Regions from separate parts of the Homo sapiens genome. Here region 2 is linked to region 1. A link is an interaction called in ENCODE POLR2A ChIA-PET data of the cell type or tissue named here. Cell type or tissue: MCF 10A. All regions are shown on one strand. Links, peaks and the distances in the headings refer to the core of each region. The heading gives the core; the rest is flanking DNA. Region 1 has its middle 200 kb from the start of LINC01724. Region 2 overlaps LINC01724 (long intergenic non-protein coding RNA 1724).

Region 1 (15,719 bases), core at 2,922-10,921:
TTTGGCATCCCTCTCTACTTGGATGATCAGAATTCATTTTCCTTCATGTGGAGTGTGTCCAATACGCCTATAATTTCCTTCCAAAAGGCTCTATAAATTTTCTGGCTATCTGAAATTTATGGGTAGATCAAGATTCAAAATAAGTGCCACTTATGTAGGAAACACTGTCTTCCCATTGTGATGATGACATTCTCCTGGTGGGCCTAGGACACCATTCAATAAGGACTCGATACTCTTTTAACTCACATGCCACAATACAGTTAGGCCGCTAATACAGACAAAATACAAGAACCGAATAAGTAAAATTTGTGACTATAATCTGGGAAAGAACATTCCAGAGGGAATGATTGCCAAAATTTTAACCTTCCCTACCCAACAAATAAAGAGATTGGTGGAGCTATTGAGCTACTGGAGTTCTCACATTCAGCATGCAGGGATCTTGATGGCATCCATATACAGGGCTACTGGAAAAACTGCTACCTTTGAACAGAGGCCCCGACCAGCAGGATTCTCTCCAAGCCCTCCAGCTGGTTATCCAGAATGCCCTTCTGCTGCTTTCCACATATATACACTTGTCATTTGAGTTACAGATCTCAGCATCCTCTCAGTTCACCAAAGGCAAAAGACTGCCACAGGTTAGAGGTGCCCACTTGGACCTATAAGGACCTTGAGTCAGCTAAAAGGTACATACTTCTTAAGAGATAATTATTGGCCCATTATGGGACCTTGATAGGTACTAAGCACATAACTAATGGCCATGAAGGAATCTTAAGACTAGAGATCCATGTCATGGGTACAAACAAGGGTCTCAAATTGCAGAGCGAAGCCAGCTCAAGAAGTTTTCATAACAAAGCCTAGCCTAGTTGGTGTCCCACAGCTCCATGAGAAAGTTTTAGAAGTACAGGACCATTCTCCAGCTGGCCTTGTGCTGATCTAGCTTCCCCATCTCTCACTTGCAGTTCTCAGAAATAGCTGTGGAATGTGCTGAGAATGTACCAACCTGAGATAGGAAAGGAATGACAATAGCAGCCCAGGCTCTGTTCCAATTACCCCAGAACAGGATGTCCTAAACGCTTTGGTTCAGCATGTCCCATAATCCAGAAATATAAAACTGCAATATGGGTTGCTTTCTACTTGTAGCCCCACTCAGATGAGGTGCAAGTAAGGCAAGTGCAGGCAAAATTCCATCTGCCCCAGGCAGCTTTCCATAGCCTTGGAGGGCTGGCTGGCAATAAGTCCCAGTCTTCTATTTTTTCTCACTACTTATCTGTAAGTAATAAAACTACCTCATGTAATTTGTTGTGTGTGTAGATGTTCTGTCTCACTAGACTCAGCCAAGTTGGTAAGCAGAGCATGGGAGTGAACATGCTTCACAAGAAGTATCCCTCTGTCTCCCCTAAATATTTCCTGAGGTGTCTCTGCCTCCATTGGCCAAATGGGAACCCAGATATATAACCTCCTGGACCACACATTGACCTGGTTCACTGATGGCTCATCTCTGTTCAGTTCTGCTGGGCTGGAATGGAATGTTGCTGCTACCCAACCTGAGAGAGATCTGTCCGTTACTTAACATGGTGAGAGATGCTCATCATAATGGGCAGAAGTTCATCCAGGCCACCCCAACAGAGGATCCCTGATGTATTTTCACTGAGTCATATGATGAATGGCTTGGTCATTTGGTCAAGCCACTAGCAAGGCTTAGATTATCATGAAAAACAAGCTGTCTTGTAGGGATGAGACATTTCGGTGAAAACACAGTTATGGTCCTAGAAAGCTTTCTTTAAGCCATGCTGATACTTACCAGGAAAATTCCTAAACTAATGAGGGGAGAAATTACCAATAAACAATCACACTTGTCAACTAAATGTAAAGACTTAAATGCAAATGTCCTCTACTCCAGACCAAGATGTGTGACTGATCACCTCCCGGAGTCATGAGAAGGCCCGGGGAATTCAGACATCATTCTGGACTGGGCCTCTACACATAGGCTGGCAGTGTTCTCAGAAGACATTGAAACAACATGGAAAAGCTGTCCCATATGCCAGTTCTTGGCTAAGGCCAAAAACACTTCCCAGGGACAAATTTCTTGAGCCAAAAAGCAAGGACGTTCTTAGCAAGTAGGCTATATTAGGCCTTTTGCCCCATCCAGCAGGTTCAGCGGGATTCTGACTGCTGTTGATAGTTTCTCTGGGTTTTAGCCTAGCTGTTCCTGTGCATTCCACTTGCTCTGGCCACACTATGTAGGCCTTATATAATCATATTTGTTTCTTGATTTTTTTAATTTCCTGAGCACACTTCACATGAAGACAATTCCAGATTCGTGACTTAAGCAACACTTCAGTGGGCTCAATCTTGGAGCAGGTGAACCCTCTATGCTCTGTACCCCCACAAGGCATGGTGATAATTGAATATTTTGATGGGCAATTAAAAGACAAGCTTTAGCAGCTAAAAAACAGGATCTATATATTTTAGGTAAATAGTCTGGAGTCTCATTGCAGCAATTCCCCACAAAGACACTTTTCATTAGAGCCACATGTTTGCTAAGGTTTTCTTCAATATATACCTTTCTCTTTACAATTATTGGCACTTTGGTCTCGGGGTTCGGAGGCCTTGCAAGGGCCTTCTATCCCTTTAAAATCTCTCTGAAAACTCAAATAGATTGGAGATGAGGATGGTTATTCAACAAAGAGGAGTAGGAGATGGTAACCTTTTTACTTTGTCCCTCAGGTGCACAGTGTAGATTTTTGTCCACAAGAACTTCAAAGTACTGAACTTCACTTGGGGTTTCCAGTCCAACCTTAAAGCTATTTTTCTTAAAGTAGTCTTGCTGCTTTGCCACAGGTAGCCACATGGGATGGAAATAAACATCAATTTTGTGGGCCAAAGAACCAAGTCAAATACATTTCATTCACTACTATGTGGAATGGATTTTAAAGAGTTCCATCCTTTCTCATGGTACAGGACAGACTGACTACACTGCAGTCAATGAAGAAATATTTCCTCCACTCACAGCACATAAGCACCTTGGTACCCATGAGCCTGCGTCGGGGGGAGGAAGAAGTTGGAGAATCTCACCTCTTGTCCCTCTCTCCTCTCTGTTCCACACAGCAGGCTTTGTGACTTGCAGTTTCCCAGAGTCCTTAATACATCTCTCTCAGGCAGTTGCCACCACCCTGAATTTAACAAATTGCTCGTCATCACTGGCCATCAGAGAAATGCAAATCAAAACCACAATGAGATAACATCTCACACCAGTTAGAATGGTGAACATTAAAAAGTCAGGAAATAACAGGTGCTGGAGAGGATGTGGAGAAATAGGAACACTTTTACACTGTTGGTGGGACTGTAAACTAGTTCAACCATTGTGGAAGACAGTGTGGCAATTCCTCAAGGATCTAGAACTAGAAATACCATTTGACCCAGCCATCCTATTACTGGGTATATACCCAAAGGATTATAAAACTTGCTGCTATAAAGACACATGCACATGTGTGTTTATTGCAGCACTATTCACAATAGCAGACTTGGAACCAACCAAAATGTCCATCAATGATAGACTGGATTAAGAAAATGTGGCACATATACACCATGGAATACTATGCAGCCATAAAAAATGATGAGTTCATGGCCTTTGTAGGGACATGGATGCAGCTGGAAACCATCATTCTGAGCGAACTATTGCAAGGACAAAAAAACCAAACACCACGTGTTCTCACTCACAGGTGGGAATTGAACAATGAGAACACTTGGACACAGGATGGTGAACATCACACACTGGGGCCTGTCATGGGGTGGGGGGAAGGGGGAGGGATAGCATTAGGAGATATACCTAATGTAAATGAGGAGTTAATGGGTGCAGCACACCAATATGGCACATGTATACATATGTAACTAACCTGCACATTGTGTACATGTACCCTAGAACTTAAAATATAATAATAATAAATAAATAAATAATAAATTTTAAAAATACAAAAAAATTAGCCAGGTGTGGTGGAAAAAAACAAAACAACAACCAAAAAAACAAATTACTGTATATATCACCCACCACTCAGTCTTGCAAATAAACATCTGATTGCTGTGCGACTGAATACTACAAATGAGTCTTTCTCTAAACATGGACCTTCCTGGTTCTGCAGGCACCCCAAATTTATTAGTTCAAACCCATGGGATTGTTACAATTGGGTTCCGACACCATAGATCTCTTTGTGTTTATCACATTTGGAGTTTGTTATGATTCCTGAATGTGAAGATTAATGCTTTTCAATGAATTTGAGAAGTTTTCATCCATTATTTCTTTTAATTCTTTTCTGTTCTTCAATCTCTCCTCTCATGATAGTCCTCTTTTTCCCATTGTGCATACATTAAAGACTCACCTGTCTCTGAGTCTGTTCCTTTTTTTTTTTCGTTTTTTTGTCTCTGTTCTTTGGATTGTATAATCTCTATATATCTATCTTCAAATTCACCAACTCTTTATTCTGCAAATTAAGACCTACAGTTGAGACCATCTAGTGAGGTTTTTTTTCAGTTATTTTGTATTTCAACTCCAGAATTTTCCTTTTTAAATAATTTCTGTCTTTATCAATATTCTTTATTTGATATGACATTGTAGTTGTATCTGTCTTTACCTTTAAAATCATTGTTTCCATTATTGTTTTGAACATATTTATGATGAAAACTTTGAAGTCTTTGTTAAATCTGAAATATTTGTTTTCACAGGAAGTTTCTTTACCTACTTTTTTTATTATTATTTTTTTTTTACTGGAAACGGGTCATGCTTCACTGTTGCTTTGCATGCCTCAACTTCTTGTTGAAAATTGGACATTTTAGGCATACATTTTGACAACTCTGGGTATTGGCAGTCCCCAGGACTCTGACACCATAGAAGCAAAATGTCTATAAGATATTTCAAATGGCTTTTGTATTTTAATTTTTACCAAGTTCACTGAAAAGTGGGTCCATGGAGTTCCTTTTGCTGCCATGCTGCAAGTAAAATCTTAACATTTTCTTTTGATGCAAGTTCTGACAGTGTTTCACTTCTACCACTCCTAAAAAATTACTGTGCTCAGTAATAATCTTCATATTGGTAAATCAGATAATCAATTCATTTTTTAAAAAATTTTCATCTTATTTTGCATATCAGCAGCACTTCAAGACACTGATTAATATCTTTCCAGGAAAAAATAAAAACAAATAGAAGTTAACAAAATTAAAAAGAATTAAGTGAATTTAAAGGACACTATGTCCTTCCATTATCCTTCCTAAGTCATTGACCACTCTTTAATATCCTTTTCTGGTATATTTTTTGTTTTCCCATTTTCCTAACCTCTAAATATTGAAAATCCTCACTAATCATTCCTTGGATCGCTCTTCTATCTAAATTCATTTTCTTAGTAAACTTATCACATTACTGAAACCAAATGCAAATTTCTAGTCAATAATTCCCCCTTGGATTACAAACTAGCTTATCAAATAACCTAATAAAAATCTCCACTTAGATTTTATGTCGTATGCTGATTTTCCCATACTTCCTTGGTACCAACCAAACCAAATCCTCCTGCACTTTTTCTCAACTAAGCTATTTACAACTCCATTCTCTCAGTTGCTCTGGCCACGAAATATTGGAGTTACCTTTGGCTTCTCACTTTCTCTCTAACTCCATATTCAAATCATCAGCAAATCTTATCAACTCTACTTTCAAGATATATCTAGAATATTATCAATTATCCCCATCCCAAATGCAACCACCCTAGTCTGAGTCACTCTTGCATCACATCTGCATTACTGAATAGTACCTTACTGGTTTTTCTGATACCACACTTGCCCTGCTATAGTTTGTTTTGAACAAAACAGCCAGAATGATCCAATTAAATCCATATGAGACTGTATCACTCCTGTATTCAAACCTATGGTTGTTCTTTAACTCACATGGAATAAAAGCAAACTTCCTTACAGTGGTCTGCAAAACTGTACCCAATCTGTCCTTAACAATATTATAGTAGTCTTCTCAGGAACTCATAGCAAAATATTATAGACTGGGTGGCATAAACAACAGAAATTTGTTTATCAGTGTCTGGAGGCTGGGAAGTCCAAGATCAAGGTACCACCTTTGATCTTCTGTTCCTAAGGAAGACTTTCTTCTTGTATTGCAGACAGCTGCCATTTTGTTGCATTCTTACATAGCCTTCCCTTTGTGCTAGCCCAGAGAGCAAGAAAGCTCCATTGTTTCTCCCTCTTTTGTAAAGACACCAATCCCATCAGACTGGGGCCATACTGTCATGACCTCATCTAAATCTGTTTACCTCTTAAAGGATTCATCTCTAAATGCCATCACATTGAAGGGTAGGGATTCAAAATATGAGCCTAGGGGGAGACACAGACGTTCAATCCATAACACTTATTTACCCTCATCTTCTATTCATCTTCTATTCATCTTCCCTTCATTATTCCTCTACACCCAACTAAACTTTCCATTCACTGAACACCCTAGACACACTTCTTCCTGGCTGCTTTTAATGCTTCTTGTTCCATCTCCTGGAAATATATTCTCCCAAATTACCTCTATAGTCTACTCTCTCAACTCCTTTAATATTTGCTTGATCTCAGCAAATCCTACCCTAGATCTTCTATTAAATATCACAATGTTATTAGTCTCCTACTTGCTTTATATTTTCATAACACTAACCATCGTAATAGTTGACTTAATTTATAAATGTTTAGTATTGTCTGTCTCCTATCATAAGTATTTAAACTTCAGTAGAACAGAGATTGTTTTTATTGCTTTATTTACTGCTACATTTCTAAATTCTGCAGTCATGCACAACGTATAATAGAGGCTCAATATGTATTTTCAATATTGATCAAATTGCAATGCATTAATTTGGGTCACCTGGTAAATGTATACTTAAAAATGTTAAAAATAAAATTACATATTAGTATAATAAGTTTTTGTTTGACATACATTTTTCTCCTTATTAGGTTGTTAATTCTATGGGGTAAGAGCTTTTCTGCATTATTTAGTACTTAATTGTCGGTAATCTGGACAGCCCCCTGCTCAACATTGGAGTTCAATAAATATTGTTTCAATATATGAACACTTAACTATCTTTCTATTTGTATTTATCTTTCCATCTATCTATATTAGGTAAGAATAGCTTGTTGCTGATGGGACTCCTATTTGAAGACTTTCCACTTTGCACTGGATAACTTGTATGTAAATTACTACGCATTTCTCTGTATTGTCTATGTGGTATCTCTATGCTAGGGGAATAGATAATCTAAGAAACTCAAGTAAAGGAAGGACTCTTCCTTTTAAGCTTAAAAGACAGAATTTGGAGAAATTTGAAATTCTCTTACAGAGAATTTTTTTTTTTTTTAAATTCAGCTGCCTTAATAAACCTAGTTTTTCAAAATAAATGCCACCTGCAACATTATGTATTACATTCATTGAAGTGATTCATTTGTGGACAAATCAGTTGCTGTGTAATGTTTTCCATAATGTCTGGCACAGCTGGTTTTTAATTTGTTTATAAAATAAAACTATTCCCTTTGGTGTAAGTGTTTTCATTTGGATACACAGATTTGTCATGTTTGAAAACACTATTTTCTTCACTTTATGGGCAAAGAAAAGTGTAATAAGAGACCAAATGTACACTCAGACAAATGGGCATTAAGTAACTTATTTTCTAATTAGCTCACATTTTATTTTAGAAAATAGACAATATTCAAACATAAATTAATGGCTATAATACTCTTAATAAAAAGGCATGTGCTCAATTGGTTTAACCTATATTTCAATTATGAACACAGCCATCCAAATAAACACATTTGCATAGCACTTCCTAAGACATTTTCCCATTATTAATACAAACTTAATGAAATCAACATGGCAAGAAATAATATTGTCATTTAAAAATGACAGAAAAATGCCAAACAATATGAATTATTTTTTCCCTTAATATCTGGGTCAAGATCAATTTCCTGATTCTTTCCTTTCTAGTCCACCTCTTTCAATATTCCGCATATTATTCTACACCATTTATCAGTAGGTAATGAACTTGACTTTGTTTTCATTGACATTAATGTGTGCTCACATTTTCCTCTAAGATGTCTTTAGAATTCAAACTGTTTCAAAGCAAATCAAAGTGACCATAGAATGAAATGAATATGATTCCATTCCAATAGTAAGAAGCCATGATCTTAATATCCTTATTATATTTCATAAAATGTATTAAGATTAAAAAGCTCAAAGTTTTATATTTGAATATTTGAAGTAAGTGTAAGGTGTGGTGCACTGAAAGAAAATGCATTTCAACAACATTCCACAGGCCCTCTTTCATCAACGGGTAAGTGAAGTGTACTATGGTTAGTGTCACAGTCATATATTAAGGTTTAGCTTTTTAATTATTTCATACCTCATTTCTTATTCATTTCAATGATTATAATATAAAACAACCTGTAAATTCTGCCACAATGCTATATCTGTTGTTCCAACTTGGTGTTGAAATCTATGTTTAACATCAGTCTATGTTTTAACAAGCCCTACAGGTGATGCTGATGCAAACCAAGTTATGAGAACTACTGATTTAAAATATGAGCTAACCATTCTGAGTGAAGATGTTTCCCAAGATGCAGTGGCTCAAATATAATATATATATATTTTCCTCAAACAAGATCCCAATGTAGGCAGGCAACATCAGTCCATGGTGCCCTGGATACATATGACACTGATACAGTGACCCAGTTGCTGTGTCTTTCTGAGAATGTTGGAAACTACCTCACAAACATGCAGATATATTTCAGCCTGGAAAAGTGGGAAAGACCATGGAACCGTTAGTGAGAGCAATGTTTGGAGCTCCAAAGAGAAACCTCTAGATCTTACTGCATTTATAACTTGAAGTTTATTGTTTAATTCACATGAAGTCCTAAACAGACATCTCTGTCTAGTAGATAGATCTATTTCAGGAGCTTCTTCAAGGACTCGGCCCACTTCCTTGTGACTTTATTATTGTTGACATGTGAATTCTAGGCTTGTCATTCCTGTCATCCTCTGGCCTGCTGAGAAGACACGATGATGAAGAAGCAACTTGGGAGCTACTAATGGAGCAGCGGAAGTGGCACCAGATCATTTCTCCACAAATCTTACTCTCTGGAATGCAGTGCCATGGCAACACCTGACTGAAAAGGGGGCTGGGAAATCTAATCTAGCTGTGTCCTGGCATGAAAAGGGAATGCGTTCATTGACTAGCTACAAATTGAGCAGTTACAAGGTTTCTCACAAATGGAAAACAATTGTATATTTTCAGTTCTGAACGAGAAGTTTCATTCTTCAATCCCTTTCATTTGTTTTTGACCTAAACTTAATCACATATTTACTGGAGCTGTAGAAGCTGGAATTAAAAATGCCCTCTCCCTGTCATTTGCCCAGGTGAAAGTTAGGGGGTGCTGTTTTAAATGGAAGACAAGAATACTGATACTGATGAACATTTAGCAGTCTCCACCACCCATTTTCACATATAAATTTATCAAAATTTGGTTAATAAAAGTTGAATATGGGTGATATGAATATCATTAACCTACAGCTAATTTTCATTTAGCAAAGTTTTCTGAAAAAAGTGAAATGATAATGTAAACATTCTTGTGTTTTTCTTTCAACTAGTGTTAGGTGTTTTATCTCTCAATCGTAACAATAAGCTAAAAGGTTTTATGAATTTCTACTTTGTATTTAACAAGCTATCATTAATTTAGTAAAATGCTTCTGATTCAGTACTCTAGAATTTTAAAGGAATCATTTTCTAAAACATCGCATGGGTTTAAGTACTTCGCTTTTGTTGGGAATATAGCAGGTGTCAGTCTAAATAATTTTCTATGTAACTGATTAACAGCTGTCTCTGTGTAATATTTAAGAAGCAGCATATGTGCTTGCTAAAGAGTTCACTCTTGGATAGCTGAATAGTTTGTTCTCAAAGCAAATTATATCTCTAGAAGAAAGCTGGCATTTATCTAGCATTAAACTATTCTTTATCAAGAACACGGTTAAATATTTTCATATATAGTAGCTAATTTAAGGATGCCATTGGTAGTAAGGCTATTTCTGTAAGAAATGATTAGATAAAGGAAAAAATAAAGAGGAAGCACAACCAGGTAAAACACTGAAGAAAAAGGGAAAAATAAAAGACAGAGGATATAAATCCAGAGAGACAAGCCTCTAAGTTGACTTCAGTGCAAATGAAAATTCTTGGCAAATATCACAGAGCTGATAATAGCATTACTCTAAATTCACAGTAAGTTCAAATAGGCCCTCAACCACTCTCAGTAATTCTAATTTGCTTCGGATGAGCTCTTATAAGCTTGTTCTCCTGTTTTCAGGAAAAGGCATTAAATTTTCTGATGCACCCAGGTTTCTAATTCCACCTCATTCCTTCTGTAACCCTTCTCACACATATTATCAGGTCATATTTTGTGAAGATAATAAAGTTTGCTAGATAGGAGCTTCTTCATCTTTGTAATGTGTGCCTGAAATTTTCTTCTTCTTTTTGATACCATGAGTAAACTATCTCTTCTGGCAAACACCACTTCCTCCACGTGTTTTCTAATCCCAGACTCTCCTGCTCTCAGAAACTTCACTCCTTTGATTTCCACCCCTTTCTCATATATCTTCAATGTCATTTTCTCTAAAAGGTAATCTCATTAATATACCAATTCCTCTAAAATTTGTTTGAACGGAAAAACCTTCTTCAATTTCACATCAGCCTTCAGAACGTCACATCACCAAGTGTGCATTCTCGAATGTCATTGGCACTTGCTCCATGCCCTTTACTTTTCACCTCCCTCCATCTTGGCTTTCTCCTCCTCCATTCCACAGAACCTATTCTTTCCAGTTACAAATGAGCTCCATGTTGCCAAAACCAACAGTATGTGTCTGTTACGTCCTCACTTTACTCACCCTTTCAGAGACATATTTAATCCAATAGCTAATTCTACCTTTGTCACATGAAATACTCGTGGTTTGTTTTGTTTTGTTTAGATACCTTGATAGATTATATTTTTGGGTTTCCTCATTTATCTGCTTCTTCATTTCTAGACCTGTCTTTTTCTATGTAACTCCTAAATATGGTGTTTTGAATAGCATCTTTTTCCCCACTGGAGTGCAAATGAATAGAGAAATAAAAGAAGTATGTTAGACAATAAGAGAAGAATATATTATTTATGAATGATGAAGTAGTCATTTAAGACTTTGGCTTATGTATGTGGGCAAGTAGTCTTCCTAATAATGATCCTGAAAATAGACAGAGCTACTTAGTCTATAACAGTGTAGAACTATTCTAGGTCTTCTCCCACAGAGATTGAGTCTTCACCAATCGGCTGAGAAAAAGAGAGAGTGAATGCTCTCTCCAAAAGATGATTTCCAAGGAAAAGAGGAGAAGAAAAGACAGAGCTCAGCCTGAGCAGAATCACCATCATAAACTGAAAGATCATATATACCTTTGTGGAAGAGAAACCAGAAGTGACACATTTACTCCCTGTGGAAGGAAACAACTGTGGATAAGCATCAATGAGTATAGACACTCCTGCAATAGCAAAGAACTCTGGAAGTTACATAAATAAATATAAGACCTGGACCCCATGTGACATGTATGTGCCAATTACATAAAGCTGATGATGAGTTGCTTTCCTTTTAAGCCCCTTATAAACTGGCATACATGCTCATTTATTGCTTGAATAACATAAAAAGAAAAGTCCTTGAGCCCAGGGTCTTCATTTTGTTCTATTTATCCCCAATGTTCTATTTATCCCCAGTGTCTACAATGGAAACCACAATGCAGTAGGCAATTGTCAAATGAATGAATAAATAGACACAAAAACAAGGCAAATATACAAATGAGAGCTATATCAGTAGTATATACAAAGCTAAGTAAGGGCAACTAAAAGAGATAGAGGTGCTCATCAGTTGAGATTATTGCTTTCCAAGTTGATCAGGGAAGACTTTTGGAGATGGACTATAAAGAATACGACTGTGCTAAGTAGGATGGGTGAGGAGAACAGCATGACCAAAGGTAAAGTTTTAAAGAATCACAAGACATTTTTTAGGTCTATGAAATTTAATGAAGTGGACATTACCTGAAGATTCTTTGTTTACTACCACAGTATAAAGAAACATCATAACATACATAAAATCATATATTTTATTTTTAAAATTAATTTTTCTATTGAAATTATGTGAAGTTACTGATTTTAATAATTTAACTTTGTAAACTTCTGTATTTTAGAGAAGAATATATTATTTAGATCTGTGCATGAGTGCATATATGTGTATGTGTATACATGTATGTGTGTATGTGTATAAATGCACCTACCAAAAAAATACTATTTTATGACTTAGTAAGCCTTTGTGAAAAAAATACAAGCAATAATTTAAAACTATGCTTTTTTTTATTAATCCTAACTTAGTTCCCAAAATTGCAAACGGTTTCTGCCTAAATTTTCAGAAAACTGACATAATGGCAAAGGCATTCTTTTTCAATTACTCTAGTTTATATATTTTATTTTTCAGACTCCAAAGTTCTTTTAGTATAATTTTTTTTCCTTTTTTACCTTTCAGTTTTTGCAAACATTCTATAAGTAGAAATGAGAGCAATCGTGTCCTATTTTATTTTCCAGAGTTCTATTAGTAGCAGTATGCAGTAACATAGACCGAAAAATAACAAGTAAAATTATTCTATGCTTATTAGCTCTAAATTGGTTTACTGGAAAATTAATGTGAGATTGGAAAATTTTCTAAGTTTCTTTGTCAGTAAGAACAAATATTTGAGAATATGAAATAATTGAGAATAGCACAGAGAAGATTCCTGCTGTTTTTTCCTAGGAGATTCAATAATTTTCTGATTCTTTCCCTATTGTGTCACACAGAATTGCTTGTGTTAGACAACCAGCAAGTATTAAGAGAATTCTATTGTGAATGAGACAGCTTTCTCAGATCTATAGACTGTGTCTGATTTTTAATTTTCCATTGTGTTTATTAGAATAAGTGAATAGTATCTATTAGATTAAATAGCTCAGTTTATGAATAAAAAAAGATTTTCACTACTATTTAAGAACTGAGCTATACGATTTATTTATTTTTTTTTTTTTGCATAGTGCTTATCCAAAAGCCCCATGAAGGTCAATTCCACTGCTTTTCTATATGACAGATATTTTACTCACACTACAGAACTGAGTGCAATTATAACAATCATACTTCAGCCGATAGTCCTTTTTAAAAATCCATACAATGTGTGGTGCTCTGAAGATTTTATGTGAACTAGACAATTAGCAAGGTCTAACTTAGTGGCAACTAGGCCATGCACATTTGATTACTGACCTCTGTGAAACCATGGGCAGGAAGAATAAAAGTTACCTATCGGTCTTATCTTATAACTCTGATCTTTAACAATTTGTGAATAACTAGATATTCACTGGTTCTGAGCTATATGTAATAATTTTGAAAATAGTATTTATAAGAGATTTGTATAATAAAAGTCACATATACTTTCTCTAAAGATATTCCATGCAAATGGAAATAAAAAAGAGCAGAAATAGCTAGACTTATATCAGATAAAAGAGATTTCAAGACAAAACTGTTAAAAAAGACAAAGAAGGTCACTATATAATTAAAAAGGAGTTACTTCAGCAAGAGTACATAACAATTGTTAATATATAGGTATCCAACAATGGAGAACCCAAAGAAACATCAGACAATCTGCATTATAGACCAAATGGACCTAATTGACATTTACAGAATATTTCACACAACAGCTGCAGAATACACATTCTTCTCATTAGCACTTGGAACAATTTCTGGGATAGGCCATATGTTAGGCCATAAAACAAGTCTTAATAAATTTTTTAAATAAAGAAATTAAGTTTTTTTTCTGACAACAATGGACTAAAACTAGAAATCAACAACAAGAGGAACTTTGGAAACTATACAAATACATGGAAATAAAACAACATGCATTAAACAACATACTCCTGAACAAACAGTAAATCAATGAATAAATTAAAATGAAAATTAAAAATATTTTGAAATAAATGAAAATGAAAATACAACATACCAACACCTATGGGATACAGCAAAAGCGCCAATAAGGGAGAATATTTCAGCAATAACAATACACATTGAAAATGTAAAAAGACTTCAGACAAACAACCTAACTATGGATCTCAAAGAACTAGAAAAGCAAGAGCAAATCAGACCCAAATATTAGTAGAAGAAAAGAAATAAAGATCAGAGCATAAATAAATGGAATTGAGACCAAAAAATACTAAAGATTAAAAAAAAAAGCCATTTAAAAAATTTTTTTAAATTAACAATCTTTAGCACAACTAAGAAAAAAAGACACAAATAAATAGAATTAGAGATGAAGGAGAAGGCATTACAACTGATACCACAGAAATTCAAAAGATCATTAGGAAGTATTGTGAGCCACTATATGCAAATAAATTGGAAAACTTAGAAGAAATGGATACTTTCCTATACTTACATAACCTATTATTATTGAATTCTGAAAAAAATGAAAACTTGAATATGTCATATAATTATTAAGCACACTTTTTCTTTGAGGTGAAGATCAAAATCTCTCCTGCCACTATTATTTTCATTTGGCAATGGAAGAAGAATAGCAACAATACTCACCACACATTCAGAAGTGACAGTATCTCTAGCAGATATTTATTTATGGACATTTCATTTCATTTCAATTTGATATTTTCAACTCTGTTTTCTTCTAAAAAATTATCATATTCTAACTTTATAATTGATATGTTAATATCATTATTTTATTTATTGCATTTTCTCTGCACTGATTTTTGTTTGCATTTTTGCAAATTATAAATATTATTTCAATAAAAAATGGTGATTTTAATTTTTCTGGGAGAATCTGTAGAATAACTGCTATCTCCCTGGTGTATGTAAAACAATAGGAAATAAAAGATCAAATGTGAAGCAAAAAAAAGAGATTGAGAAAGCACTAACGTGAGTTCATCTTCATCTTTCTATTTTTTTATATAAGCCATGGAATGTTATTTTGTATTCTTTAGAAATATTTGTCTACATAATTACCTTTCCTAAAAATTTTAAATAATGTTAGAAAAGCATATACATAAGAAATCAGTTATTCAAATCTCATTAATAGCTTTTCTTTTTTTTAACTAATTTCATTTTTCCTCATTTATTGGGGAGCTCTGTTCATTAATCCAGCAAATATTTATTGAGGGATTATTAAATACCAAGTGTAGTTCTGATTCTCAAAGAGCTTAAATTCTAGCAGTAATATTTATCTAGCAAATGATAATAATTTTCAATATCCAAGAGAATAAACAATGATATAACACAAGTTTTCTATCACATTAGCACTTCTTTTTTTTATTGTTCTACAAATATTCATTGATCATGCATCATGAAAAGGTCATTCTTGTAAGCTACAGAGATTCATTGGTAGAAATAAATGTAAAATATTTCCTTTGTTTCTCAGTTTATTTTGTAATGCCAGCTAATCCTCCAAGCCGAGCTGCATATGTATGAGTGAGCCCAGGTCAGATTACCTAGCAGAAATCTTTAGTCTCTGTCTGATCCACAGACTAAAGAATTGTTGGATTCAGCCACTAAAATGTTGAGTGGTTTATTTAAAGCCATAGGTAACTGATGCAGGTCAAGATGCATGATATTCAAATAATGTGTA
Region 2 (15,719 bases), core at 3,051-11,050, 190 kb before region 1:
TCACTTTATCCATTTTCTGCCTTGCAGTCCTTTGATATATGTTTAGCAACTTAAAAACAACAACAACAACAACAACAAAACCCTTGTCCCTGCTAATTCCAACATCTTTTTACCTTGGTGTCTCTTTTGATTTTTTTTTTATCTTGATCATGGGCTATATTTTTCTTCTTCTTTACATAGATTGTAAATTTTTATTGTATATTGGACATCATGGGTGACACTTGCAATATCTGAATTCTATTGTTTTTCTGTAAAAGGTATGGTGATTTGTTATGGCAGGCAGTTTAATTATGAGGCATCCTCTTGATTCTATCAGGCTTAATTTTATTTTTTATTAGGACAGATCTGTTTTAGTTTTGTCCTAAGAATTGCCCTTACTCTTTAAGTGTAGTCTTTCAAGGTTTACCAGAGCCTCCCAATTATATACATCTGTACTGAGAAAGTTCTCATACCTATGTTTGCCTTCCAAACCCACAGCAGCCGTTCTCAGTTAGTGCTCATGGACTCTAGCTGTGCATATTACAGCCCAGCCTTTATTTAAAGACTCCATGCAAATGTCTGCTATTGCTCCTATGCACAGCTTTTTCCCTTTTAGACCCTGAAATCCTCGCCTCTTCTCCAAGCTTGAAACTTGCACCAGCAGTGTAGTGAGACTGTTGTCTCTTTTGGATTCATTCTCTCTCCACTGTGCAGTGAAAAGTGCCCCCAGGCTGGAATCCAGTCCAGAAACAGGTATAAAATGATATGTTTTCCTTTTTCAAAAATCATATGCCTGCATTTTAATTTTTGTTGTCTCAAATATTTCCAGTTTCATAGTAGTTTATAGAAGGAGGCATGTCTTTTCCCGGTTCCTCCATTATGATAAAAATTAGGAATCCCAGTTGAATCAACTCTCGTAATAAATAATTAATAGAAGGTGAAGTCTGTTTTTCTCTTCATATCTTGCCTTTTTTTACATCACATAGCTCAGGTATTGTATGAATACAATGTAGAGTCCTGGGTGCTCATTTGTACAGCTAATTATAATGATTATAATTAATATATAAATACTGATCACCCTATCTAATTTTTAAAATTAAAAAAATCAACAGCAATATCAATTCAACTTTAGATCCCACTTATTCAATAGGCAATCACAGCAATTGCCTTAATTAGAAAAGTTATTGGTAGAAGAAAAGACAAACAATAAAATGAGGACTACAACTTTCTGAAAACCAAACCAGGCCTTTTTTTTCTTTTTTCTAAAAATAACTGTGTCCTTCTAATGAGTACTTCTATAGATATAATACCATGGGAAATTAATGACAAGTGGGAAAGGGAGCTTTTTCAAATTCACACAGGTTCTCCTACTCTGCCAGCATGAAAATACTTTTGACAATAATAAAATATGATTTTGTTTTCATCATACATTTCCAAAAATCCAGTGTTAATAATAAATAAATTAAACTGAATAGGATTTAATATAGGAAATCCTGAGTTACAGCTAACTGGAAACCAGAGGTCTTAGAAAATGTAAGTGCCAGTTCCAGTGAAAAAGTATGTAGTATATCCTACTAGTTGTCTTTGGAGTATATATGCAATTAATTAAAATAATTTGACTTCTAAACCTTGTACTGAGTGAAAATCAGAATAGAGTACTTTACAATCAATAGAGTATGTTAAAAACTTTTAGTTAGCTACTAAGATAATGAAATTTCAATTTTGTTAAAAGAAGCATTTAAAACCATTTTTACTATGTTGGGAGTGTTATCTATTCTTATTTAGTTATTCCAAAGTTATACTCTATATCTTATTGACTCCTATTTTCTTCATTTTAAGACTACATATTAATTTCACTGGCTTATTATTTGGATTCAGACACCACAAAAACTAATTAGAAGATATTTTAATGTTGTAAATGTGATTGATTAATATTCTTACAGTTTATATTCTTAGGTGTCTTAGAAAGGTACTTCAATCTGACTTTAAATTCTGTAAGAGTGTCTTTTTAAAATCTTCTCTACTACTCTTATTTATCACCACTCATTACACATCACAACAGACACTTATTTCATATAATTTTCATGTTACATGTTTCCTAGTATGTATCAAGAAGAAAGAATGGAAGAGCACTCAAGCTTTCTCCAATGCTGACATTTTGAAAATGTCATAGTTTATAGGGAAATAATGAAAAACCATATTATATGGCAGAACATTCTGACCTTTTGCTCAGAAATTGATAAGAGTTCTTGGGCAAACTCTGTAAAGAAACTCAGAGGTAAAATTCAGTTACTAATAAGTAATTGAAGATTTCAGAGGTCACAGCATGAGCAACAATTTGTTCTAAAAGTTAGGGCATGGAATAAATTTATTTTTCAATTATCAATTTCCCCTCTAATGTTATTTCAGGGGCAACAGACATGTGAATGTGTGTGTGTGTGTGTGTGTGTGTGTGTTTGTGTGTGTGTGTTTAAGGCAGCTTTGGATATAGATTTTTAAAGTATTTTTTAAAGGTTAAATTGAGGTATACTTGGCATATAACAGGTTGCACATAATTACAACAAACAACTTGATAAAATTCGACGTATGTGTATACCTGGGAAACCATCACCATGTTCAAGATAATGAATATGTACGTCACAGGCAAACTTTCCTGGTGCCTCTTTGTACTCCATTCTTCCCTATTCCAACCCCTAAGCAATAACTGATCTACGGGCTTTCTCTCACTGTGGACTATTTCACATTGTCAAGATATTTTTGTAAATTAAATCATACTGTATGTTCTTAATTATCTGGCTTCTTTCAACAAAATTATGTTGAGACTCATTCATGCTGTAATACATATCAAGAGAAGATTACTATTTATTGCTGAGGAATATTTTGTATGTACATAACACAGTTTGCTTTTTCATTCACCTGGTGATGGAAATTTCAGTTGTTTCAAGGTTTTGGCTATGAAAAAGCTGTATAAATGTTTGCATACAAATGAGATGGCTGGATCAGAGTAGGCATATTTTTAACTTTTAATGAAACTGCAAAATGGTTTTCTAAAGCTGTTGTACCACTTTACTTTCCTCCCAGCAGTATATGAAAGTTCCAGTTCCTCAACCTCCTTGCCAGGATTTGAAATGATCGGGTTTAAAAATATTTTTTTTCAACTTTTATTTTAGAATCAGGAAGAACACATGCAGGTGTGTTACAAGGATACATTACATGATTCTGAAGTTTGGAGTATAAATGAATCTGTCACACAGGTAGTGAGCATAATACCCAATAGGTAGTTTTTTTCAACACTTAACCCCCTCTCTCGCTCTCCCCTATGACATTCTCCAATCTCTGTTGTTCTCATTTTTATGACCATGTGTACCCAGTGTGTAGTTCGCCCTTACAAGCGAGAACACGCAGTATTTGATTTTCTGTTCCTACATTAGTTTGCTGAGGATAATGGTTTCCAACTGCATCCATGTTGCTGCAAAGATCACGATTTCATTCTTTTATATGCCTACATAATATCCAATGGTATATATGTACCACATTTTCTTTATCAGATCTACTCCTGATGGGTACCTGGGTTGATTCCATGTCTTTGTTATTGTGAATAATGCTGCAATGAACATATGAGTACATGTGTAGTTTTGGTCGAAACTTTTTTTCTTTGGATATATATACCCAATAGTGGAATTGCTGAGGTGAATGTTAGTTCAACTCTCGGTTCTTCAAGAAATCTCCAAACTGCTTTCCACAGTGGCTGAATTAATTTACTTTGCCACCAACAGTTAATAAGTATTCCTTTTCTTCACAGCCTTACCAGCATCTGTTATTTTTTTAATAATAGCTATCTGTATTTTTTAAATAATAGCCATTCTGACTCATATGAGAGGTGTCTCATTGTGATTTTGATTTGCATTTCTCCGATGATTAGTGATGAAGAGCATTGTTGCATGTTTATTGGATGCTTATATGTCTTCTTGTGAGAAGTGTCTGTTCATGTTCTTTGACGACTTTGTTTTTTCCTTGTTGATTTAAGTTCCTTATATAATCTGGGTAATAAGCCTTTGTTGGATGCATAGTTTGTGAATATTTTCTCCCACTCAATAGGTTGTCTGTTTACTCATTTGATAGTTTCTCTTGCTATGCAGAAGTTCTTTAGTTTAATTGCAGCCTATTGTTACAGGAAAGGGGTTCTGATGCAGACCCCGAGATATGGTTCTTGGATGTCGCACAAGAAAAACTCAGAGCAAGCCTGTAGAGTAAAGTGAAAGCAAGTTTATTAAGAAAGTAAAGGAATAAAAGAATGGCTACTCCGTAGACAGTGCAGCCCCGAGGTCTCCTGGTTGTTGATTTTTACAGTTATTTCTTGATAATATGCTAAATGAGGGGTGGATTATTCATGCCTCCCTCTTCTAGACCATATAGGGTAACTTCCTGATGTTGCCATGGCATTTGTAAACTGTCATGGTGTTGGTGGGAGTGTAGCAGTGAAAATGACCTGAGGTCACTCTCGTCGCCATCTTGGTTTTGGTGGGTTTTGGCCAGTTTCTTTATTGCTACCTGTTTTGTCAGTAAGGTCTTTACGATCTGTATCTTGTGCTGACCTCCTATCTCATCCTGTGACTTAGAATGCCTTAACCATCTGGGAATGCAGCCCAGTAGGTCTCAGCCTTATTTTACCTAGTGCCATTCAAGATGGAGTTGTTCTGGTTTACATGTCTCTGACACTATTAGTCATTTTTGTTTGTTTGTTTGGAATAGTCAGTCTTTTAATTTACCTTTTGTAAAACATATGTAGTTGTATCTCGTGGTTTTAATTTTTGCATTTTTCTAATGACTATGAAGAAACACCTTTTCCTATGTTCATTCAGCATCTACTTAGGTTAATTTTAAAAGCGCTGTTCAAAGCGTTGGCCCGTTTTATGTTGGGTCGTTTGTTTTTAATCATTGAATTTGGAAAGATTGTTAGATTATTTTGATTCAAGCCCTTCATGGTATATATGCTCTATAAATACATGTGATATATTTTTTGCAAATATTATCTTCTAGTATATGACTTGTCTTTTCAGTCCCTTAACAGGGGTTTTTGAAGATCAGAATTTTTTCATATTAGTGAGCTGTAATGTATCATCTGAATAGAAATGGGTTGTTCTTTGGTACTGTAAACCAAAAACATATGTGAAACAAGTCTCAATCAATTTAGAGGTTTATTTTGCCAAGGTTAAGGACCGTAGCCTGTGACACAGCTCAGGAGGTCCTGAGAACATATGCCTAAGGTAGTTGGGTTCCAGCATAATTTTGTACATTTTCAGGAGACAGAAGTTATAGGCAAGGACATAAATCAATGTTAGTTACACATTGGTTCAGCCCAGAAAGGCGGGATATCATAGGTAGATTGAACAATTTTCTGACTTGCAATTGGTGAAAGAGTTAAGCTCTGCTTGAAGATTTGAAGTGTCTGTGAGCAGCCCAGTCCCCTAGCCGCGCGGCCAGGCAAAAAACCTGTGTCTGAGTACTCCGTTCAACCATTGCTCAGCCAGGGTCTGAGGGTCAGACCCAGCAGGTCAGCTGTGTCTAAACTCCAAAGGGAGGAGGGTAAAATGAGTCATGTCTAACCTTCTTCACTTTCTGCAAGGGCCTGAACTAATTTTTCAAAAGTTTTTGGAATCCTCTTGGCTGAGAGGGTTATCCATTCAGTCACTTGGGGGGATTAGAGATTTATTTTTGGTTTACAGTATTGTATTCCAGCAATCTTTGCCTAGTCCAGAAATTTTAAAGCTTTACATTTCACATGTAGGCATATCATCAGTTGAGTTAATTATTGTATATGACATGAGATTTGGATCAAAGTTAATTTAAATTTTTTTTTATTTTGTATAAGTTATTTCAATAATTCTTTCACAGTTTTGAAAGAATTTTCCCAACTAAATTGCCTTTGTAGAAAATCTGTTGTCCATATATATGTGGCTGTCTAATCTCTTCCATTCATCTATGTATCTGTCTTTATGTCAATACCACCCTGTATGATTACTGTGACTTTATGCATCTTTTGTACTTGGTCATCAGCTATCTATATCCAGATGGTCTCCAACTTATGGTGGCTTGACCTGTGACTTTTCAACTTAACTATGGGTTCATCGAGGTATTAAATGCATTTTCAACCTACAGTATGGGGTTTTATCTCGGGTTTAACAGGACATATCCTCATTATAAGTCAGGGAGCCCCTGTATTTGTAATCATTATACCTTTTTGATATACTGACCCTTTATAATTATAAAATATTCTTTAACTCTGGTAATATTTTTTGCTTTAAAATCTATTGTCTTTGTTTTAAAATCTGTTAGTACAGCCACTCCAACTTTCTCTTGATCACAGACACCTGGGATTTAGCCTCAGCAGCCAGAAGCTGGGAGTAGGATAAAAAATGCTAAAGTCCTTATCCTCTGGAGAAGGAAATTCTCCAACTGAGAGCTAGGGTGGGGAGTGGGAGGATGAGGGAGCCCTGTGTTTTTGGCTACTGCAGTCTGGAGAGGGGTCTGCTTCACTGAGCTGGAAAGGAGGGAGGGACTGGTATAGGTTCAAGTTCTGTCTTATCACCCTTCCTAACCAATTTTTGTAGATTTTCTTGAATACGTGTTTCTTCTTGTACTTGGTCCTCTCAGGATCAACTCCAGAAGGTTTAAATGGTTGGATTAGTTTTTGAAAAATAATGTCTCCCAATTTCCCTGGGGATTGTGTCAGTGGAGCTTTTCATGTTGTCATACCTAAAGTCAATCTCTGGAATTTCTAATTTGTACAAAAAATTTTGCTTTTTAAAAAGTATGAAGTAAAGATGACAATATGTTCACATGTATTACAGCTTGGTACTTACATGGGTTTCAGTTATATTATTTTCTCTGATGTTTTTACGTCTGTAATATTTTATAGTTTTAAAAAAGAAGAGAAAATTGCTAGGAGGGTGTATATCACTGGAAGTATCGTGGCACTGGCTGAACTGTTTTGCATCTTTATTCCATGTGTAAGATAGACAGGTCAATCATAATCTGGCAGTATTGCTCAGGTTGTGATTAATCACAATTAAGATTTATTTACATATAACTTATCACTATTACTGCCCACTTCAGACCTCCATCGCTCACTGTGGGTCCCCATTGTCTACACAATCCAGTCCACATTTATGAGCAGATAATTTACATAATTTTATTATCAGGACAAAGTCTGCTTCTCCAGCCTTATCATCCACTTCTCTATTTGTACGGCTTTTAGCCATTATAGAATATTTAATATTACTCATGTATACTACACTTTCATTTAAATCTGTTTTTTGTATTTTCTTTGAACTGAAATTAGCATTCTCCATACTCCATCTGAAGAAATGGTAGTCATTGTCTAGGATGAGCTCATATATTATTTTCTTTATGAATACAATTAGTAGCTAAAAATTACTGAGCTTGTGTATGTGTCAAGCGAACTGCATACAATTCCAAATTTAATTTACTATCTTTGGAAAGAAGGTATTTTTACCCTCATAAGTGCATAAAGTACATTAGAATGAGTGAATTAAATCCCAGATTGCTATGTCATAGCCAATATATCAGTATTTCTGACACCGTAGCCTAGTATCTTTCCTCTAGCACGTTCAGGTTTCAGCCAAGTTTTCTTCAATATTTTCCTCCTCAGTTCTCTCACCTCACTTTCCACACCCAGTGTACTTACTTGCTCCTTCCTCTCTGTCAACTGAGAATGTTCTTCATAATGCTGAGTCATAGTTCATAATGCTGACTTCATTCTCTGATCACTTTGATATTTGATATTTGCAAGAGAGTGTAATTCATTTAATAAATTATGAAATTATTGAGGCTTTTTTTGTTTTTATTATATTCAGTAACAAGAATCATGAGAAAAACAGAAAAAGTATCAGAAAATATTTGTCGAGTCTTCAGATTTTACAGTTCTTGTTTTACTAGATAAGTAATTATGAAGGTTTGGGACTTATTTTTACAATGTGACAGTATTTACCTTTTTACTTAATTAAATTTAAAATTTATTCCACAGAGGCCAATAAAATATTATTAAAAAGAGATATATATATGTATGTATATAGTATCCAGTAAAAATTGTGCATTAAATTTTACCTGTAGCTTTAAAAATTAGGCTTAAAATTTTATGTAAACAAATCAAATTCACATGGATACATATGAGTAATACAAAACAGTTAAAATAATTTATTTGAATTATATTGCAGTGTAAACATAGTTTACTTAATTCTTCATGTATTAGCTCTGACAGATAGGAAATTTATTTCAAACCCTTGAGTTCAATTTTTCAGTCTTTTGCTTTCTCCCTAATCTTTAATGAAATAATATTTTTAAAAGTCACACTAGCAAAACATGAGGTAATAGATATCATAAACCATTTATTAAAAAGGACACTTTGCGAATAATTATCCTGATGCCATTTGAAATGGCATCTTCATGTATTCTGTATCTTGCTGCAATTGATCTAGCATTAATCAGTTATAATGCCCAGGAAAACTGATGTTCATTCATTTTGGTCAAGGATAAAATGTGAAACTGTGTCAAGTCACTGGAGGATTCTTTTTTTATAAATATCCTATTCTTAAATTTTACTATGCATATCTACTTCCATTTAGGCATCCTGAATATTAATAAATCTCAATGTATAAAGTATGTACAACAGGGATTTTTAGCACATATAATGGAGTCAGAAATTTGTAGTTTCTTTTTCGGTTAAATCTCTTGTCTTCCAAATTTCTTTTTCTTCTGCTTTCTTCTTTTCTTCCTATTTTTAACACAAAGTTGAAATTGCTGGCATATTTCAAGCAACATTATAATCTTCAGAGAAAGAGAAACAAGGGCTGTATGCTTTTTTTAAAAAAATGTAGTCTTAAATAGACAAGCATTGCCAGTAGATTATATTACATATAATGACAATGACAGTTATTTGATATTGTGTGTGATGTGTGCATGAATGCACAATTGTGTATGTATCAAAGTAGTAATTTGAAATAAGATGGAGCAAAGAGTTCTGTTATCATTTAATCATATGCTACATCAAATAGGTATATAAAATATTTAAAACTCAGAAAAATTATGTTTATTTAAATTACAATTTAGAACAATGCAGTTATTTTCACTTGCTTTCCTCATCATTTTCTCTTGTAATTTTCACACAGATTTCAAATATCATTTTAAAAGTGATATATCTAAATAATATAAACACAAAACTTTACTGTTTTATGCAGTATATCAACTGTACTCATGTCTTTTGTTTTTGAAAGTAAAACATATTTACATGTATTCCACTTGCCTTTAAAATTGATAAAAATGAAGATTGAAATGAAATTATCATCATCCTGTTGACAGAATGAAAATTCTCATTTTAGTAGATAAAGTAATAGGACCTAATCATAAGAATAGCAAATGAACATAACACTCTCACGTCAGTGAATAACCAGTAAAAACTGACCCCAGTGCAAAATATTACGTGAGTTTCTTTGGATGCCACTTCTTTCCTTCCTATGGGGGTTGATTTTAAACAAGGATAAAGTCATGAGCTATGTTAGGTGAGGGAGAAGAAATTAGTGGAAGTGATTTTTGTCCAGAAATACTTGGAGTCTTATCAAGTAGTCCTAGCTTATCTATTGCTTTTTGGTTATTTCCTTGGCTAAGCAATGCATACTTAACACAACAGCATGAGAATAGCTCTCATAGGACCACGTGTGAAAAGCATTGACTGCATCCGCTTAGTTTTGCTGCTTTTTCTCATATAGTATTTCATTTGATGCTCACAAAACTGCAGGACAAGTTTTATTCTTTCCATTTAGCAAATAAGAAACAGGCTCTCAGAAGGTGTCATATATAAGAATCAAATAGCTAATGATTGTTTTGTTAGGACTTAAACCAAAATCATATTATCTCCCATCTAATTCTCTTTTCACCATATTGCATCTATTGTGGCAAATTCAGTAAGCGCTTCAAGGATGGCAGGTAATTTAAAAGCTTCTTTATCCCCCAAACAACCCTGAAGTTTAGTGTTAGAATGTCTATTCTTCAGATGCAAAAATGTAGCTGAGATAAAATAGATGATTTGCTCAAGAAGTTAGTGGTGTTCAAAAATTGTGCATGTGTCTCAGGTTGCAAAGTCTCTATCATACATTTTTTCTGTCACAACCATTCACTGGAAAAGTGGAAGTTTATAAAACTGAAAATTGTATAGCCTTATAAACAAGTCTTGAATTCTTTAATTAAACCTGGGCTGTGAACAGAGGCAATCACATACATGGGAGTGTGGCAAAAATTTATAGGAATATATAAAATATTAATGCAATAATTAGTAATTTGACTTCAACAAGTTGAAACTTCATTTATTACTTCATGTGCATCATAAAATATTTATTAAAGCATGAAGTAATCAATATTTAATAGGTAGCCAGATTTATCTTTCCAAGCATTACTCAATAATTTTTTCAATAAAATGGATATTTAAAAAATATTAAGCTCTGTTCAGATGCAGTAGCTCATGCCTTTAATCTGAGCACTTTGGGAGGTTGAGGCAGGAGGGTCACTTGAGTCCAGGCATTCAAGACAAGTCCAGGCATATGGCAAAACTGTGTCTCCACTAAAAATACAAAAATTAGCCAAAATACAAAAAGTAGCCGGGTGTGGTGTGACCCTGTAGTCACAGCTACTTGGGGGTGTGAAGCAGGAGAATAGTGAACCCAGGAGGCAGAGGATTCAGTGAGCTGAAAGTGTGCCACTGCACTCCAGCCTATTTTGAGTTATTAAATTAATTACATTAATTTTTAAAAAAACAAATATATAAAAAATAAACAAATATATGCCACATATATAGTTAATATTACATATTAATTATGTAAGTGATGTATATTTATTTGTGTATATATATATGACTAAATATATACTTTATATATACATATAAGACTAAAATCCTCTTTGGCCACTTTTTGGAGCTATTGTTTACTATTAAGACTGCAAAGCCATAATTCTTTCCCTCCAAGCTTCTTGAACTTTGAAATAATATCTACCACTTATTGCATTTTCTCAGAAATATGGAAGCATATTTCTCAGAAATATGGAAGCAAAGAACAATAATGACAATTTACCCACATTCATGTTTTGACTATTATTCCATTTTAAATGCATATATATGTGCAGATATATGTATGACTGTTTACATACATATCATCTAAGGGTAAGTGTGTGTGTGTGTTTTTAATCACTCTCCATTCTTCAACTGAGGAACTATTTGTATCACATAGAGAAAGATAGAAGAATAATTTTTTATATTGTTAAAGTGGCCCTTAAAATTTTTGTTGTGAATTCCTTATTATTTCTTTTACCAGTTATTTCTTTTCTGCTTCACCAAAGCTTCACTGAGTAAATTTTTAAGTAAATATCTGTCTTGAAGTAACTCTCCTTAAATGGATAAATGAGGTCAGCTGTCTTTTATATGGCCTCACACAATTGTGTACCTTATGTTTATACATTTACCATAATTATAATTTTCTATTTATTTGTGATAATTTAATTAAAATCTTAGTTTCTTACCAATATGACATTTGTGAAGGTAGGGGCAATGTCTACTTTTGCCCACTTTTTTACCTCTTTGTGCTCAAAATAATATCTGGAATATATTAATAAATATTTTTAAGTGAAATAGTTAGGGCTAATTCCCAGTTCATTTTTCTCCTCTCTCTGAAACTTTATATAATAAACATTTTTCCATGGAGCTAAATATGTTGAACTTAAATTGCACGTGCAAATATTGTGATATTTTCAATAATACACAGCTCTTTTTTATTCATACTCATTTTAGCTAATATTTTTGCATTACATTTTATTCTGGCTTTACCTCTCCAAGAAAGATATTTAATTCTGTAGCATATATTGTTAGTCTGCAGATGACACTTAATTTTATGAGGCTAACTTGCAACCTTCACAACCTAACAAGCCCTTTCTGTGTTCACTATCAGAAAAGTTTCAGAAAAGTTTATTAGTTAGGTATTATACATAAAGGTCTCAAATGTCTCTTTCCATATCCTTTAACTCAATTTTCTTTCATGTTATGTTTAATAGTATTAGGTATGGTATCAGTAGCATTATATGTTAAACTACTTTGAGTTTTAAGAATGTGATATTTTAGCCTAACAGGGATATATCCATTTAGTTTTGAATCTGTGTGGCCACTTTTTACTTTTTCCTGAGTGTCATCAGGAAAATTGCTTGCTGTCTCTGTTTCCTTATCTTTTATATGAAATTAATAATGACCACTAGTTAATGTGGGGATAGATAAAATTGGAAATAGTTAAAATATATGTATTTTTGTTTGTGTGTGTGCATCCTGGTGGATAATATACCTTTAGAAATGGTAAGAATAATAGGTGCTAGTACAGCTTTAAATAAGGCATTAATAACATTGACAGTAATGTAGTAATGACATTTTAAAAGGAGAATGTCAGATCAGTAGTGAATAGAATAAAATTTGTAAGACCTACTATTCCTTCACCTAATGCACACACACACACACACACACACACACACACACGTTTAGAACTAAAGCCACTGAAGAATAACAGTACTTTTGGCATAGAAGTATAGCCATCCTCACCTGGTTGCTTAAGTAAGGTGTCCTTTAAACGGTTACATTGTTAATATTTGAAGTCAGTTTTCCAGAAGAGCTATTTTCTCCATTTAGTAGACTTAAACACATATGCACCCATTCATAGCTATGGTGGATGCTTAAGATTTAAAATGCAAAATATTTATTATTTAGATGTTCTTGCTTGCAATTAAACGCGCAGAAGAGAGGCAGAATCCATTTTCCCATCTCTTTGGCTCTTTCTGCTAGTAAGCAGAGTTGTGAAAATTTGAGTTTTATATGTGGCAGTATTCCATTGTTCATCCTCTGGCCTTGGTTTGTTGGCTATGCAGCGTCAGTGGCATATTCATGTATGTTCTTTATTTCCTGGGTTGAAGATATCATTTTGTGTCTATGAACTGATGCCTTCAATGGCCTCGGAGGTATCTCTGGTAGGCCAGTTTTGCATGATCATGGGATTCATTCTAAGGTAACTTCAGCATTTCCAACAATTTGGTAACACCCAGTTCTCCATATTATTTTCTTTTTCTTAGAATACTTCGAGTGGTTTGTGTTCTGCCTTGGATTGATTTTTGCTGCTATGAGTCTCGTGAGGAACTCTGTAACCTACTAACTTTTTTTCCTCTTACCTTTACTCTTATGTATTAACAGATTAAGGGCAGTGGTTCTTAGAAAAGTCATATATTATTTGCCACCTCCCAAAGTTATACACGAAATTCAATTTGTAAAACTTGCAGGCTAAATGCAATATTGTCATTTTTATTTGCTCTTCTTACCTAGTAGCAATAAAGAATTCAGGGCAAAATTTAAGTGTTTAAAAAAAGAGTCTATGATAGTTTTTATTAAATATTTTGAAAACAAGATTTACTCTGCAAGCCATTTCATAGCATTTATAATCTACATTGCTGGTCCTCAATCATAATATTATGACGTGTATAACAAATTACTTTTAACTAATGATAAGGTGCTTAGTACTTTGACTGTGTAGCTTTGCAAAATTAGAGAGGTTTCAAAGTTATTCTCTCATTGATGTCACTCTTGCTCATTTTATTGAAGCATTATTTTTTAAATAGTGGTGGAAGTAGAAGGCATGTGTCTTGAGCACTACTAATTATGCATTATGGTCCAGCTAACTACTCTGTGACAGAGCTCTTTGGGAACATTAAAAATGATAATTACAAGCTAGTTTAGTACTGATATTGCCATGGCTGTAGGTTGGATTTGTGCACAGTATACATTTTTAGATTCAAGAAATATTTATAGAGCTTCTACTCTGCAGGGTAGTGATGGTGCAATGATGAAACGGACAAAGACCTGGCATCAAAGAAATTTTTAGCATGCATGATGGACATTAACCAGCCAAATATACAACTTGTTATATATTAATAACTGTTACAGTTATTAGCAGTTATTTGAAATTACTAGCAATTAATTAATTGTTTAATCATATGATTGGGAAGTTGAAAGTCTCAAAGGTTAAGAAACATTTTCCTTATCATGGGCCATTTAAACTGAGGTTTTAAGGAATGAGTAGAAAGATGATATTGAATGAAGGAGAGGAGAGCTTTGTCCAAGCATAGGGAATAATATATGCTGTATGTAAATTCATACTGGAAAGAAATGAGGCAACTCTAACAACAAAAAGAGGACCTCTAGCTGTTTTATAAAGATCACAGGGGCAGATTAAAAGAATTCAGTTATAAAAGCAACGTGGAGCTATTGGAGGTTTCAAGGAGAAGAATGATGTATTAGTTTTGGATTTTAGAAAGATACTTAGGATGGAAAATTGATCCGAGGAAATTTGTGGGAAGGCTAATTATGATGCCATTTTCTTAATCCAAGCAAAAGGTGATAGTAAGCTGGATGAGGGTATTGGTAGTGGTGTATCAGCTGAAAGATGACAGAGAAGTGTTATATAGATATTATTCAAAGTCATATTACTCTAAATTGTATCAAAGAAAAAGCATCAGTTTTAATCTCTAATGTAACCAAATCATATTTTTTCAGACTATTGTTGTGTGCATTAAATCAAAACAAATGAAAAACTGAATTATTTGTGTTGTGATATGGTTTTGCTTAGAGCTAAGAATTTTCAAATTTATTTCATTTGAGAATAAAAATATTGTTCAAACAAAAATAACAAAAATAAAGGTAGGTGGCATAATCACTAATCCTTTTTAACTAAGCAATAATATGATTCTTGTTTGTGTAATGTGTAGGGAGAGGGAAAACCCCCCTGGGTTTTCTGATTTATTGGAACTCTTTTGAAATTCAACAAGCAGGATTAAGATTGTTGAAAGCCCAAGGTGTCTAGAGAGTTTGTGTAGTCTAGCATGGAGGCTTTGCTTGTCAGATGTCTCAACTACAGTGAAAGGTAACACTAGCATGACAGAAATGGTACTTGCTGAACATGTTTATAATGCCCCTGGGATGAGATGTCTAATGCAAACATAACCACACAATTCCCTTCCTGAGTTATTTGTTTCTAACATCAGCGTTTTCAGGAAACTAGACAGTTTTTCAATGTAATTTTTCTTAAAGTTCCAATTAACCACATAATTAATGAAAAGTATTGAGAATACATTTTAGCACTTTTAACTTACAAAAGTCAATGTGGTGTGTTTGCTTATAGAATGTGTTTTCTTTTTATTTAATAGCAGCTAACAACTTACATATTGTCACATTAAAATTGTTGATATCTTTACTGGAGACATTCTCACTCTTTATCACAGTCCCTATATTTATAACATATTGAAAGAAGGCTGTTAGAGCTCATAAATACGTTGATTGTAGTCCTCCTTATGTAGAGATTTTGATATAGATTACTAAAAGGAGTATATAGTAGTGTGTGATCTGATGTGTGATCACCATAGCAACAGTAAACAAAAAAGCAAAACACGAGAAGTTGAAGCAAAAATCTGGGCTCTTAAGTTTAAGAAAGTTTAATTCTATCAAGATTTAAAAAGCAAACACTGATTTTTAGAGTCACAGTCAGAAAATTAGAGAGATGATGAAATGAAAAGCTCTTTGAGCAATGTTATAATTTGCTGCTCTTCCTATTTTTTTAAGCCATGCCTAGCAGTAGACTGGGGGTTTTCTTTGAAGA

Evidence for each region. ChIA-PET counts read pairs that join two places held together with the same protein. Peaks named below come from ENCODE experiments on the same cell type or tissue, not always from the same donor. Only the 100,000 strongest peaks of a DNase experiment are listed, where the experiment ranks them.
Region 2: POLR2A ChIA-PET joins it to region 1 with 5 read pairs; 2 of 35 experiments call an interaction of 5 or more read pairs at or near these places.

The regions. Positions count from the first base shown.
Region 1 is chr1:195,879,923-195,895,641 of GRCh38, reverse strand. No RefSeq gene overlaps it. Among named protein-coding and RNA genes, the nearest start is that of LINC01724, 200 kb to the left of the region's middle. In MCF 10A, for the core only: no CTCF peak of the experiment used is centred there; no DNase peak of the experiment used is centred there.
Region 2 is chr1:196,070,907-196,086,625 of GRCh38, reverse strand. All of the region lies in intron 1 of LINC01724 (long intergenic non-protein coding RNA 1724), which reads left to right. Among named protein-coding and RNA genes, the nearest start is that of LINC01724, 9.9 kb to the left of the region's middle. In MCF 10A, for the core only: no CTCF peak of the experiment used is centred there; a DNase peak (open chromatin) is centred at 7,725.